Regions from separate parts of the Mus musculus genome. Here region 1 is linked to region 2. A link is a loop called in an ENCODE intact Hi-C map of the cell type or tissue named here. Cell type or tissue: left cerebral cortex. All regions are shown on one strand. Links, peaks and the distances in the headings refer to the core of each region. The heading gives the core; the rest is flanking DNA.

The links. Hi-C counts contacts between places; a loop is a spot of excess contacts. Peaks named below come from ENCODE experiments on the same cell type or tissue, not always from the same donor. Only the 100,000 strongest peaks of a DNase experiment are listed, where the experiment ranks them.
Region 1: a loop joins it to region 2, with 2.6 times the contacts of the local background. A loop is called at or near these places in 3 of 42 quality-filtered maps.

The regions. Positions count from the first base shown.
Region 1 is chr9:80,337,300-80,345,117 of GRCm38, reverse strand. It overlaps Impg1 (interphotoreceptor matrix proteoglycan 1), which reads left to right. Exons shown (of 17, transcript NM_022016.3): 13 at 1-57; 14 at 3,035-3,254. Among named protein-coding and RNA genes, the nearest start is that of Gm27227, 76 kb to the right of the region's middle. In left cerebral cortex, for the core only: no CTCF peak of the experiment used is centred there; a DNase peak (open chromatin) is centred at 4,066.
Region 2 is chr9:80,938,885-80,946,702 of GRCm38, reverse strand. No RefSeq gene overlaps it. Among named protein-coding and RNA genes, the nearest start is that of Gm35397, 24 kb to the left of the region's middle. In left cerebral cortex, for the core only: a CTCF peak has its summit at 3,518 (motif pointing left); a DNase peak (open chromatin) is centred at 3,517.

The sequences.
Region 1 (7,818 bases), core at 2,688-5,187, 600 kb after region 2:
CTGTTCAACAAGAGTTCTCTGGAGTATCAAGCCCTGGAACAACGATTCACAGACCTGGTGAGTGGCCATGGCTTGGCTCTCTCCACTTGCTGGGCCTCCTTGTTCCTTTTGCTGTCGCTTTAGGGCTACATTAGGATCGTTGCTCATCCTGAGCAAGGCAGGGTAGGAGGAGATGAGCATTTGAAGCTGCCAAACACACTGTTGCTGAAGGCATTTTTATAGCGCTCGGAGGTGATCTGATTCCAACCAAGGAAATGAATTCTAAGGTGGGCAGTCAGAGGAACAAGTTTGTCCTCTTTCTTTTTTTTTTTTTTTTTTTTTTTTTTTTTTTTTTTTTTCACTTATTTACTTTCGTTTTATTCACTTTACATCCCAACCGCAGGTTCAGCCCCTAAGTTCTCCTTTTCACAGTCTTTCCTCTCTCCTCTTTTCCCTTCTCCTCTGTGAAGGGAAAGCCCCTCCAACAACCTACCCCTGGTGCATGCACATCCCCTCCACCCCAACTGCAGAGGGGATCCACCCCAATTCTGTTGCCTGCCTGTGGATCCTCTTCCTCTTGTCTGGCCGCAGGGGGAGGGGATGTGTGTAATCCTGCAGTGACAAATTTACCCTTAAATTCTACCCATTAGGGTTGATTCTCCCTAATTTTTTTTCCAAATTTGATACAGAAGTGCTATAGTCCAAGTCAGAAGCCCTGAGCTTGGAGTCTAACAGTAGCATAAGAAAGCGCACAGAGCCAAGCTGTCCAGCATGAAGGAGGAGGGGAGTTCAGAAATAAAGGCTCTTTTAGGTTGCTGTAAATGGCTATATGGCATCTCTGATCCTTGGCATAAAGAGTGAGAAGATGTTCACTGGATGCATTTTGATAGCAGGCATCCCCAAACTCATATCTTAATTTTGTTCCTACATGTATAATAAGAAATACATGTGTGGTAATAAAGACTGAACCCGGTGGTGGCTTTAACAATCATGCCTGATTAAATAAAATGCACAATGCATATCTTACACACAATTCCTGACAATATCAGAAAATCTATAGGTTTTGTGTAAGTTAATATATCATATGGCTTGAACATTTTTTCAAATAAGACTCTTTCCTCTGCACACACACACACACACACACACACACACACTCTATGGGGTGAGGATTGAGACCATCTTAGGGAATAGTGTCACAGTAAGCCTCACCCCGGTGGCTTCCTTAAGGTTTGTCACATGCTGCCATAACAAGGGCATTAAGAACAGTGACATTAGAGTCAAGTTTATTTCTTCTTGATAGGTGGGAAGCCTGTGTTCTCATGGCCTCCTGGAGACCCACATTCATTCCACAGGTGGCTGTGCCACCCTAAGAAGGTTTCCTCCTCTGCAAGACAAAGGCTGAGTGGTTGATACATTCTGTTTTCACTGGTGAGATGAGAGAAGAGAACAAGCCAGGGAGAGCAGATTGTCAACACATGGCAAAGGAGCAGCAGCAACCCCTGCACACTTTGTAGTGATGGAGCTGGCCACATGACCAGGCTTGGTTTCATGAAGACTGGAAAAAAATATCTTCACTAATGAATCCATTGCATTCTGGGAAATAATTTGGGAGACAAGGCTGCTAATTGTAGGAACACAGGGTGAAAACCAAAAACTCCTACCCAAGGCTAAAGCAGAGCTAGCTTAAGAATGAGGTCAGCGGAGCAGTAGAACAAATCCAGACCGAACACAAGAAACAGATTCCCAATCCTGGTATAAAGTTTCATTCTGTTTTCAAGATAATGCCATTCTACTTTGCTTCTCTGTTATAATAAATACCATTGCCAAAGTCAACTCGGGATGGAACTAGTTCACCTTGCAGGTTCTAATCTCTCTCCAAGGCAGGAACTTAAGACAGGAGTTTGATGCAGAAGCCACTAGGGAATGTTGCTTACAGGATTGCTCCTCATGACTTATTCAGCCTGCTTTCTTGTATAACCTAGGACCACCTTCCCAGAGGTGGTAAAACCCACAGTGGGCTAGGCCCTGCCACATCAATCATTAGTTGAAATGAATGACACAGACAGCTCCATAGACCCATCCTATGGGGGGTAATTTCTCAATTGAGGATTCCCTATTCCAGGAAATTCTAGCTTTTACCCAATTCACTTGACTAGCCAGCATACCTCGTGAAGCAAGAACAGAATCAAAATTCTAGTGGGGCAGAGACAGGAAGAGTGTGTGGCACTGAGGTAGGTCTGGAAGCTCGCTGCTTGAACCTTCCTGCCTTCTGTACTCACACAGCTGCCAATCAGGAACACTTCTAGAGTCAGAAAATGAGGTTTCAAGAGTTCGGGGAAACTGACCTTCAAAATGGCTGTGGCTCACAAAAGACACGTGTGTACACACGAGAAGCCCTGAGAACGCTTTTGAGATTATTAAATCACATTTGAAAAAGAACCCCCAGGAAGCCACCTGTGCTCACTCTCTCTCACTCAGCTCAGGCAAGCATGAGGTCCGACACAGCTACTGTATTGCTCAGTGAAGGCTGTCCAGCTAGGTGGGACCAGCATCAGCAACCCCCACCCAAATGTTGTGATTTTCACTTCCCTCCCTCCTGCATGCCATGAAGATTTACTGCACTGACAGAAAGACACAGTGGGTTCTCGTGGTTTTTTATCTCAGTGGGTCATTTCAAATTGACTACCATTTACAAAGACATAGGTTGGTTGGCTCCTAGGCTCAATTTAGAGTAGTCACTTAAAAAAAAATAGTAACCTGGCATTATTTGGCTGACAGCATTGGTTTACTTTTTTGTTTCTTTTTGTTTTGTTTTGGCATCTGTTCTCAAAAGGTGTGAAGAAAATCCCTGTCCATCTATCTCAATGCAGGCATAAAGGTAGAAATAGGAACATCATTACTTTAAATAGATCATTAGGTTGTGGTGTGCTGGTTTAACATCCAACCACAAAAACAACAATGAAGAAGTGAAATGTAGGTCACACATCATGAAAAGGAAGCATAAAGTGGTCCAGCAGTGGCCAAGCTAGGAATAAACCATTTTATTCTTTCGCAGCTGGTTCCCTATCTACGATCGAATCTTACGGGATTTAAGCAACTGGAAATACTCAGCTTCAGAAACGGAAGTGTGATCGTGAACAGCAAAGTGCGGTTTGCAAAGGCGGTACCCTACAACCTCACCCAGGCCGTGCGCGGGGTCTTGGAGGATCTTCGGTCCACCGCAGCTCAAGGGCTCAATCTGGAAATCGAAAGCTACTCCCTCGACATTGAACCAGGTAGGTAAAGCCGGCCATGAAAGTTGGGGAACTTTTGATTCTTTCTGTTCTGCTTTCAAGCTCTTCTGTTTTCAACTGTCAAACACTGAAATTGTATTGGACTTAACAAGGCAACCTTTTAGAAGCGACAAACTTCCTGATTAAGGAAGGAGGGTCTTCAAACTGCAGGCTCAAGTTTTCCGACATTGAAAAGCAAACAGTAAGGGCGCCTCGCACCTCTAACCACACAGTCGGAGAACCTCAGTTTTCTCAAGACTAAACTTTTGTTGTGCTAAAAAAAAATTTTTTTTGAAATATGGCCCCAAACCAAGCTAGTTTACATTCTGCTAAAATTCAAAGGCATTTTCTAAAAGACGCTGCAGCGATCTTCCAGAAGCCGGTGGTTGCAGTAAACTATCAGAATAGTCTTTTCCTAACAAAATTCAGGATGACACTGAGACCAAACCCTGAGGAGGCAAAAGAAGAAGAAGGGGGAGAGGAAGGGGGAGGGGGAGAGGGAGGAAAAAAGAAAAAAGAAAAGAGAGAAAAGAAAAAAAGAAAAATTCAAACATGAAGAAATCACCAAAGAAAATACTGTTGGTTCTCAATTGTACACCCCAGCATATCACCCATGTGTATAAAACAAAGAGATAGCCAGAAACTCTATAACACAAAGCAAACACTTGTTCCAGCAACAAAGCAGTGTACCACTGTCATGGGCCAAGGCTGAACTGGGGACTGTTTCAACCATGCACTACAAAATTGTTTTCTAACTAACTGCAGGAAGGTTTTTAATCCCCTGGAGTGCAAGACAGAAGGGTTCTGTCCCACTGCCAACGCAACCTTCCAGTCAGATTCAAACCAAAGTTTTCCTAATTGGCTATGAATTAGTGAAGGAGATCTTTTAAAGCTCTCTCTGGCTCTCTGTGGACTAACTACCAAGACAGAGGGAAAAGGCCTTGGGCAAAAATACAAGTAAAAAAAAATGCTCAGTAGGAAACATTTATCTTTGACAGAGCAAGCATTGGAGCAATCCTACAAAAATTGCCTCAGTACCTTGGTAAACAGCATCATTAAAAAGGACAGCACAGCCTTGGGCACCGAGCAGAGAAATAGTTACCTCCAAACAGGACCAGCCCAAGGAAGACTTTTAGACGCCCCCCACTCCCCAAGCAAGCAAAGACAACCTAAATGGCAGGGAAAGACTGACCGCCTTCCTCCACAGAAAGTACCCAGGGCTGAGGCTGTTCTTTGCAGTCAGATGATAAAACTAACAGGGAAGAGACGGGAGAACTATGGAGCACGGGAGAAGTGGGAGCCCGGACCACTGCCTTCCTCCATCCCTCAGTCAGCTGGTAGTCCTTAGAAGCCCACTTAATATAAAGGCTGTCCATGGAATGTGCAGGCTGGAGAGAGCCTAGGTGTATGCCTCTGAGGACAGGAGTTTCAGCATTAGTAACCACTCGATGAGTGCCTTAGAAAAGTGCCATGCCGTGACTATGCCAGAGCCGATACTTAGCCCCAGCCTGGACCATCCGATCCTGAATGTGCATCCTAGGCGCTCAGTTTCCATAGTGAAATGTTGTTGTTAAAACTCCTTCTCCTAAGGTCCCAAAACCAAACTGAGGGTCTCACCCACCAGCATTCGAACCATTGAGTTTGTCAGGCTCACTTACAGAGCAATGGGTAAAGGTTGTGGGTGGGGTCATGAGTGTCATTAAAGTAGCCACAGTGCAAGATCTGTGCCCAGAATGCATGATGACTCCCCTATGGCCAAGTAGATGGAGCCCTCTCCCAAGTCTTTCCCAACCTATCTACTCTAGGCCCTACCTGAGGTCACATGCAATTAGGGAAGAACTTCATGCAGTTGGTTGGTAGGGATGGCTTGACACTGAGGTGACAGTCCTCCCATGACCCTTCCCGTCCTTCCTTCTGTGGGGGACCATCAACAGCCAACAAGTCCAACTGTCTTATCATTTTCAAACAGACACAGCCAAACTCATAGAGATGATGCTAGTTTGGGATGAAGGACTGCGTCATGTATCCCAGTGTGGGGAGGGGTGGTGCTACGAACACGAGAATCGATAAAAAGGGAATTTTTAGTCTTTAGCGTGGTATTTGACACATTATAGTTGCCTAATAAATGTTAATAGTCAGGATCACAACATTGTCATCATGAACTTAACTATTAATTTATGACCTCCACAAGGTACCGCAAAGAGTGATAGAAGTCAGCAAGGTGTGGGATTTGTGAAGTAATTGGAGCTGAGGTTGTCTTCAGTGGTAGCCTGTAAGCAGGCGTGCTGTGTGTAGCCTTTCCTCTAGGCAGCTGAGGGGTGTGACGGTCCTAACATCAGCTGCAGTTCCCGCTAGAGCCAAAATGTATGCTCTGCTACCTAAAAATGGTCCTAACATCAGCTGCAGTTCCCGCTAGAGCCAAAATGTATGCTCTGCTACCTAAAAGAAACATGCCTCCAGGCTTCCCAGTGGGCTGTGGGGTACATACCCAACTTGAGAGATGGAACAACTGGGGAAAGACAGAGAGGGAAAACCTGGAACTGATCTATCAGCTTTCTCTAGCCCTAAGTAGGAGCAGCTCAGAAACCCTCAGAGAACTAGACATACTAAGTGGGCCCATCAATAAACGCGCATGAAAACTGTGGAGTTGACTGAATGAATGACCACTCAGAACGTCCACAGGGAGAGATTTTGCAGAAGTCTCTGCACTGTTCCATTGAGCTTTGGGATGGAATAATTTTCCATACTCTGTTCTTTACTAAATACCTGGAGATAGAAAACCTATTTCTAATACACACAAAAAAATAATAAAATAATGATTGAAGAACAAAAAATAATAATTAATATTAAAAACTGCTTAGGAAAGAGCTATGGTGAGCCTGCTAAAACATTAGCAGTGCTCCAGACCAAAGCTCTGAAAACAGGAAGATTAAAAACATAAAGACTGCTTTATAAATGTTTTGAAAATGAGCGTGGTTTCTTCTAGGTAAATCAAAGTGTGCGTGCACTACTCACATCCAAGAGATTCCAATTGCTTTGTGTGCAGGGAGAAACCCTGGCTCTGAACTACACTTAAAACTTTCCTTCTCATCAACAATACTGCAGAAGACAGGAGGAGCTGGGGTAGGGATTGGGGGGTGGAGGGTGGGAGGGGACCAGGTCTGAGCCAGTGAGCTTCCTTGCTCACAGCTGTAGATCCTGGGCAGTCTCACCACAGACAAAGGGCAGATGCACGCAGGGAACCAGCAAGCACACCTTAGAGTGGCTCACCAGGCCTTAAACATCATCTCTGATCTCATAAGCATCTCTACACCCCCGCATGGCCTGTCCATGTGTGACAGTCCCTGGCCAAAGGAACTGTAGAGAAAGGACATCTTTAAACTGCACTGACATCAAAAATATGTCTTTTTAGTTCAAACATACCTTTTAATGGTCATTTTCTTATGTAGCAAACTTCAAGAAACTTCCTGTGGGCTTGGATCAGTGCCAGAGGGAGAGGACTGTGATTCTCTTTAAATCTCAGCGTACTGAGACCCGGCCACCTGAGCAGGGGAGTGTAGGACTAGACATACTCCAAAGACCTCTGACCTCTCTTCATTGATGAACTGGCCAATGAGTGGGCTGATGGCCAAAACTGAGTAGCTGGCAAGAGCTGCAGAGGGCCAGGGCTGTGGAGGCTCGCACTATAGATGACACAGAAGTACAGACTGTCGCCGGAAGTGGTGGCCATTGGGAAAGAGCAAGTAGCAATCAGGTACAAAAACATTGACAGACACACAGACACCATCCTTATTCACATGTGACCCACCCCTGCCGCCCTGTGTGAAGCCTTATTTCAATATAGAACAAAGACATGGATTTCCACAAACCTCAAAGCTCAACACTGTTGCTTGAAAAAATAAAAAATAAAAGGCATTCATTTCTTAGTTCTACAAATTTCTATGTCTTATAAAACATATTGAACACATAAAATCTAAAACATTGTTCCTTTTTAAAAAAAAAAAATATGTCCTGTCCTGTTATAGTAAAGTTTCATATCATCAGAACTCCTGTTTGGGGGAATAAACAACTGTTTTTATTATTATATGTAGTGCTGGAAATAGAAGTCCCATAGGTGCTATGCATTGCTACATCCCCAGACCCTCTCATTTTGATTAAGGGAGAAATAAATGTCTCCATTTTGCAACAGTAAAGAAAGTCTACAGGAGATTCTTCTGTCATTTTCCTTTTTTTTTTTTTCATTTTTTATTAGGTATTTCGCTCATTTACATTTGCAATGCTATACCAAAAGTCCCCCATAGCCACCCACCCCCTCTCCCCTACCCACCCACTCCCCTTTTATGGCCCTGGCGTTCCCCTGTACTGGGGCATATAAAGTTTGCGTGTCCAATGGGCCTCTCTTTCCAGTGATGGCCGACTAGGCCATCTTTTGATGCATATGCAGCTAGAGTCAAGAGCTCCGGGGTACTGATAAGTGGATATTAGCCCAAAACCTAAGATACCCAAGATATAAGATACAATTTCCTAAACACATGAAACTCAAGAAAAATGAAGACTGAAGTGTGAA
Region 2 (7,818 bases), core at 2,286-4,785:
GAAGAAAAGCAACAAAGCTCTCTCCATTGAACCATCTCTGCAGTTCCCTTTAAATATGTACACTTAGAATAGTTCTCACATTTGTTTTCATGAAATGTATATAAGTAAATTAAAAAGTAGAGGTTTGCATGTGCATGTGTGTGTATATATGTTTGTCTATTTTCACCATCATCCTCTGAAACTCATTGAGACTGAAGCCTACGTATAGGTTTAAAAGCAATGAGAAACTCAAATTTACAGTTTTCATTTACTTGTTTGTGTGTGTGTGTGTGTATCTTTATATTATTCATATTTGTCTTTATATTTGTTATACTTATATATATTTATATTTAAAATTGTTCTATTTATATTTGATTTATATTTATATATTGAAAGAAGAGCCAATGAGGACAAAGAAAATCAGTAGTGGAGGAATATACAAAATTAATTTGGGGACTATGATCAAAGTCAATTATGTACATATATGAGACTATCATAATGAGACTCATTATTTTCTATGGTTATTGTATGTTAAAATGAGTTAAAAATAAACATGAAACAATGAGAGTAGGTCAGTTGGAGAAATTTCTTGCACGACCTGTCTCAGGAAAGAAATGATCTCTTTTATAGCAAAGGAAGAATAAAAAAAAAAATGTTCAAAGAGGTCAGCTTCATCAAAATATAATCAATAACCTCTTTTTAATCATCATAACCCCTCTTAATTCTTAGTTAACATCCTAAATTTAACATAAAATAGACATATATATTTAATTTAAATTTATAAATATGGCCACTGAGTAGTGCACTGTTCCATTACATGCCATGTCATCTACTATTACCTTCACCAAAAGTAAAATGCCATGTATGTGTTGAAGTCTGGAAAAGTCAGAAAACTAATTACAGATATTCAAAAAATAAGCCAGAGATCTCAGAGTCAATGTTCATTCTCTCTGGAATCTTTTGTTGCATCGGTTCACTTCCTGGTCAGTATTCAATAAAAAAGAAATGATGGAACACAGAGCCCCTAAAGAAGGAGTTAGAGAAAATACCGAAGGAGCTAAAGGGATCGGCAACCCTATAGGAGGAACAACAAGATGAACTTAACAGTACCCCCTAGAACTGTGTCTCTAGGTGCATATGTAGCAGAGGATGGCCTAGTCGGCCATCAATGGGAGGAAAGGCCCTTAGTCTTGTGAAGATCATGTGCCCCAGTACAGGGGAATGCCAGGGCCAAGAAGTGGGAGTGGGTAGGTTGGGGAGCAGGGCGAGGGGAGGGTATAGGGGACTTTTGGGATAGCATTTAAAATGTAAATGAAGAAAATATCTAATAAAAAATGAAATAAAAATAAATGCTGTTAAAATTATATAAAATAATGGATTTAATATGATGTTTGGATTGTGAGAGCTTAGTTTTCATACATGATTATTGCTTCTGCACATGGGCTAAACAGCCTCAAGATAATAGGGCAGGCACTTGAGAAGGACAAATGGCTTTAATGACAAATATATACAGTTTTGATAAAGCAGACACGAAAAAGAAAGGGAATCAAGAAAAACAGGAATCAGAATGAAAATTTTACAAGGATAGCCTGGAATCTACTTCAGTAACTCATATTTTCATGCATCTACATGTGTGTAGGATATAGAGCATGATGACCTCTGTCACGGAGCTGATATCTGAGCTTTGCTGTCATGCAAACAACAGATGAGGATGAGACAGAGGGTATACCAATCAGTCATCTGTATGGAGTCCCTGACACCAACCTGGCCAACACCGAGTGGCTGTCCTTCATTCTACCCCAATCTCAAGTAAATACCCTTTATAACAAGGATCCATCCAGAACAATGTGGAGAATATAGTTAAACTTTGATAAGCTGACCTAGGAAAGGCCACTCTAGGTGGTGTGTTATAAAATAATGAGTAACTAAAGCACGGTAGGCACATTTTCCATTAAAGTTTACTAAATAGTCTACTGGATGGAGATGTCAAACAGAATGAAAAAAAAAATGTTGCCCTTGGATTATTTGGCTGCCGAATAAATTATGATCATTAGGGAAACTAAAGAATAGAAACTACAAAAGAACAAAACCAAGGAAACAAACAAAAAGTGAGGAACTTAATGTTTGGCATTCACAGGAGAGCTTTGATAGCGAAGCTTCTCAAGTCTAGGCGCTAGTTTTTCTCTCTAACAGATATGACTTAGGAATGTGAGATTGGAGAAATGAGTTTCTCTAGGACCTACTAAAATTAGTTCCGCAGCAAGATGTCTACAAAGAGATGCATAATCTTTCACTCATACTGAAAACAACCACCATAAAGAAGTGATGGCTCTCAGAACCAGAAGCACTTCAAAATAATGGTTTTAGATGTCCCTTTTAACAAGGAATGAGAAACCACTTACAGAGAGATGACAGAAAGAATTCTTGTGCCAGCAGAAGCAGGATTGTCATGAACAGAAAGCATGTTTATAATAATACATGAGAGTGACCACCAGTTTGGTCAGATAGCATAATCATAGAGCACACACTTCAGGGAAATCCTGGTTGCTTGACTGGACTGCAGTTCCTAAGAGACTCTTTTATCAAACAAAAAAGCATCACTTGTGGTTCAGAGCTTAGCATCCAAGGCCAGGGCATATGGGAACAGGGAGTGAGGGTGTTCACCCACATGGAGATATACTGGGTAATCACAAAGTCAGTTCTGACCCAGCGAGGACTCATGCCTCTGACAGTGGAAAGGAAGAGCTGTGGTGGCAAATGAGCTCCCTCTTCACCACTCATGAGCAACCTTTATGATCAGTAAAATCAGCGTTTTCGTATTTTGACTGCATGTGATTGTCAAAGACACAGCACACCTTAGTTTTCAATCTTTATTTCTATAATGGAAAGTTTAACACAGAAAATTGCTGTTTACGGATGTCTCACAGTTATTGCTATTTGGTCATCCATTTCCTGAGACTGCTTACATCCCCCCAACAGTAGAGAAAAGATTTGCTTTTTGACTGTTGGTCCTAACTATAACACGGTTTTAATCTCTGAAAGAAAACCTATTTTGTTACTATGATCTATGAAACATGACTAACATTAATTCATAGTTAGAAAAATCATTCCAACTCAGGCAAAATAATAACTCAATTCACAACTTGTTTCAAAATTATAATATTTGCAAAGAACAAGATATAGACTGATGCTGCTAAACATCCATATGAGAAGTGAGGATATTTGGAAACTCTAAATTTGAGTTTTCCATGACTTTATAAATATCAGCTTATACTTTGTTCTTATTTTGAAATATTGAGATTCTCAATTTGGTATTAAAAACTACCCAAAAGTAAGAGGTTTTCATTTTCTTTGTTTTAAAATTTAAGTGCACACGAATCAACACTACTGTCATTCTTTCTTTATAAGGATATAGAAAATGTATGTGTGAAATTAAGGGATGAAAAGTGTTAGAAATGTGAGCCATTTCTCTAAACAGGCCTTTTTTTTCTTTAATCTTGAGAATATAGAGCATTTTCTCCCCTGCTGCCACCTTGTGGTTGAATTTGTATGACCAAACCTGAAACTGTCACAACATAACATCTGATTGTTTTCTTACAAAAAGAGTTGTTAGGGATTGCATGATATTACATACCAACACAGAGCAAACTATATACATAGTAGCTACACTTACAGACCTGATTTCGGTTACTGATACAGAAATGAATACATACATTGTATGGCATGATGCACAGAGACTGTATCATGAAAGGGAGAAGGGAATTATCTCATCGTGTATTTTAATTTTACAAGTAAAGTAACAAAACTGCCTTACTGTTTTTTCTACGATGCCATTATTGAGTAAGTAAGGAAAAGAAAATAAAAAATATAGGATAAATAATCTTAGCCATTAGAAACTTTATGGATTTTTAGAAGTTCCAATATGATAGTAATAAGATAAAAATCAAGGTGGCATATTGATTTAATATATTTAATGTGCGCTATATATAAAGCTTTTCTGGAAAATAACCTTCCTCTTCTCTCCATTACTGGAATCTCTATTTTCAAGTGGTTTTATCATTGGTCTGTTTTCCCTCAAGAGAAGTATGGCTATGTGACTAAGGTCTAGCTAAAATATGAGCAGCAGTATGCCCAGTTCTCTGGTCATCTTTTGAACGACATAAATAAAATCCCAAAGGTAGGTAGCAAAACAAAATGGTACCATCAACCTGGGCTTCTGACACCAAGGAATAGCCAAATAGTCCTCAAGCCCAGTGCAGAATTTCTCATTATAAGAAATGTCTACTTCATCTTTGTCATTTTAAGACTGTCTCAAATTATAACTGAACTAATAAAAATCTGACATTTTTAAATGAACAGTTGGTTACAGATTTTACACAAAATTGAAGATGGAATGCATATCATAGTGTGTGTGGAATGTTTTGGAAATACCAAAGACAGGCAATTTCTTCAACAAAATTTAAATTTCCAGTTGTAGGGACTGATAGCCCAAGCTCCTCAAGTCAGCAGGTTTGTATCCTACTGAGCTCCTGCTCCCTGGCTTTTAGATGGCTACCTTCTCACTACATCCTCATGGTGACTTTCCCCTCTGAGCCCACACATCCGTGTTCTACTTCAGATGAGGATAGCAAGCACACTGGATAGCACATTCTAACCCAATTACCTCTCTAAAAATCCCTTTTTCTGGATATCATTAGATACTGCCTTACATCGAGGGTAGGATTCAAACATATTTATTTTTGAAGGATACTTTATAGCCCATAACAGTGTGCAAGTATCTATCCATTAAATTAACCACATACCAGATACCTTAGATGCCCATAGCTCAAACCACACTAAAAACATATTGCATACCTTTCCTTTAGAGAAAAATATGTCAAAGGTCTGTGGTCCTGTCTCCTAGTTAATAACTAGTGTTCCCATGGATATATGCCACCCTTTTTAATGGGGAAAGGTTAGTCTGCTTTCTCTGCTTGCTCTCTGCTCCATTAGCCTTAACCTTTGATCTTTTTATCTCCATGGTGGCACTGGGTACCTTACACAGCTCATTTGGCCACATGGCTTCTGAAACTTTCTGTTCCCATTTTCACACATAGGCTGTGGTTTTAAACAGCTTAGTTCATCGCAAAGCAGAACATCATTGCAGGAGTAGGTGCACAGTGGAACAATTCTGCTCACTTAGTGGCTGCTAGCAAGCAAGCAGTCGGAGACAAAGGGAATAGTGTCCCTATATTTTTGCCTTCAGTGACCTACCTTCCTTCTACTAGATGGCATCCACTAACAGTTTTAGCACCTGCTAATAGCCCCATAAACTGGTGACTAAACCTTCAGCATATTGGCTGTTGGGTGAACATTTAAGATTCAAACCACAGCAAGATTAAGTTGCCCTGTTGAAATCTCTACATTCTATAGATATCACTAGCATTACACAAATATTGTGTGCCTCCCTGACCTAGCTTCTCACCCTAGGGCTTTCTCTTGCTCATTTCTGGGGTAAAAATTCCAGAATTCTCCCTTAATACCTGTCATTCATCACTCAGCTCTCTAATCCCCTTTCACTAACTCTCCATGAAACGGAATTTTTCTTTTTCCAAGACACGCCTGGATTGCAGGACCCCATGGCCTCTCCAAAGCAAAGATAAAGCTGCAGGATTACAGTCTGTGCCTCCAGGTGGTCTTTGTGCTTGATCTCCTGCCTCCTACAGTCCTACTTACCTCAGAAGCAAAGCCCCTTTGGAAAACAGAAAGCATATCTTGCCTAGCTTTAAATCACATGTAGTTTTGTTTTGTAAATAAAGTAACCCCCCAATCCCTAGCCATGTATGGTATGAGGGTCCGAATAAGATTAACCCCCATCAATCTTTCTCACTCTCCACTGTGTGTGCATTTTATTCTCTATTTTCCATGGTTTTTATTCATCACCAGTTTGGGAAACTTTATTTTTTTCTATTGTTTTGTTGTTGTTGTTGCTGCTGCTGCTGCTGCTGCTGCTGCTGCTGCTGCTGCTGCTGCTGCTGCTGCTACTGCTATACTTGGATATGATTTTGGTTTTTTTTCCCAAGGTATCTAGGTATCATTGTCAATGTCACCTGTAAAGCTTTCCCTGGTTACATAGCACTGGCCCAAATACAAGTCCCCTTCCTTCATCGTGTTCTTTTATTTTATACTTTTCAGAATACTGTAGAAAAATATGTTTCACATAGCTTCAATGATTGGGAAATTCAAAAACCAAACTGTGGCCAAGTTCAGAAGGATTTTTCTGGTTCCTTATTAGATACTTCTAAGGCCTAACATGGTAAAAGGAATAAGTTATCTGTGTTCTATTTTCTAATGGGACAAAAATTAAGGCAAATAATGAATTTTTATGATTTTATTTCCTTCCAAGGTCCCTCTTTGTAATACACTTATATTAATGATTAGTTTTCAAAATTGGAATTCAGGAGGCACAGACATTCAGAGCACAGCAGTGGGGACAGACATAAGTGAACAGACATAAAGGCAAGTTAAGGACAAGTCAGATGTTTTGTGGATGAGCCTCATTTTAGTCATATTTATGGTAAAATTGCTCTTCCTAAGGGCGTTCTTTCATGCTCATCTGAATTCGATAAGTCTGAAATCATTGTTGGAATGGAACACTTCCTCGTTGTCTGGAGAACATCTGGACATCTGCCATGAACACTTCAAGCAACATGTCTCCTGTTTCTTCCTGCTTCTCTGTCTGGAAGTTCGAAATAAAACAAAACAGTGGTAAAGCTTTTGATTCTAAGTCCAACATGATTTCCAGCGAGTCCTTCCACCTTCCTGGAACATTATATCAGTAAGACAGAAGGCTAACTCAAGATGAGCATCGTGTTTCTCACAGTATTTTTATATAACATAATTACTGAGTGATTAAGATATTGTCTCCTATCACATGTATGCACAAGAATGACCAGACAGCTATGTGTCCTGTCAGACTGAGTGACCACAGCAGGCAATGCCTGGAAGGTGCAGAGAGAACTGGTCTCTCCAGTGATTCTTAGACAGACCTCTGAGGATCACACTACCTACTTTTGTTAACATACCAAAGGATTTGTAATTATTGGCCAAAACATTTAGTACTTCAAACTCCTAAATTTATCACTTAACACATGGATTAAGATCCTCAGCTTTGAAAAGAAGCTACTGCATTTGTACTTTGAAACTACACAGAGAAAGACACAGACACATACACATATTTATCTACATATATGTAGATACAATGTGTGTATGTGTAAAATATATTAAAAGTATACATACATATAAAATTAATTACTGTGTGTATATATGAGACGAGAAAGAGAGAAAGGAGGAGGGAGACTTTGATACAGTTTATTTTTTTCTTGTTGCACAGCATTGTAAGGAAAAGTAATATAAATTTCTGACAATAAGGATAGCTACTGGGTTACTGTACCAGACATATATAACCTTAAAGGGAAAACATTATGAAGATCAATTTGGCTGCCTCTGCTTAAGAAATAGATTTTTTTTATACAGCTCCAACTAATGTCTCTGAAAAGCCCTAAGCAGTTGTAACAAAATGCAAAGTACCTATGAGTATTCTATTCCTTTGATTAAGGAAATGCAATGTGTTAAATAAAGGTTTTATTCGTAATATAGTGACTAAGCATAGTTCATAGGGTGAAATTCGTGCTGCATAGGATGATAATAACCGTAAAAGTTTTCTTAGAAGAAGAAAAACTGTGTTATTTGTAGGCAGCAGAAAAAAAGTGGAGATGAGAGTATCATAGACAGGTAGTGATTCTCACAGAAGGAAAGTCAATATGGCTGTCTGTGTGATGAGAAGGGCTGTCTTTTGGA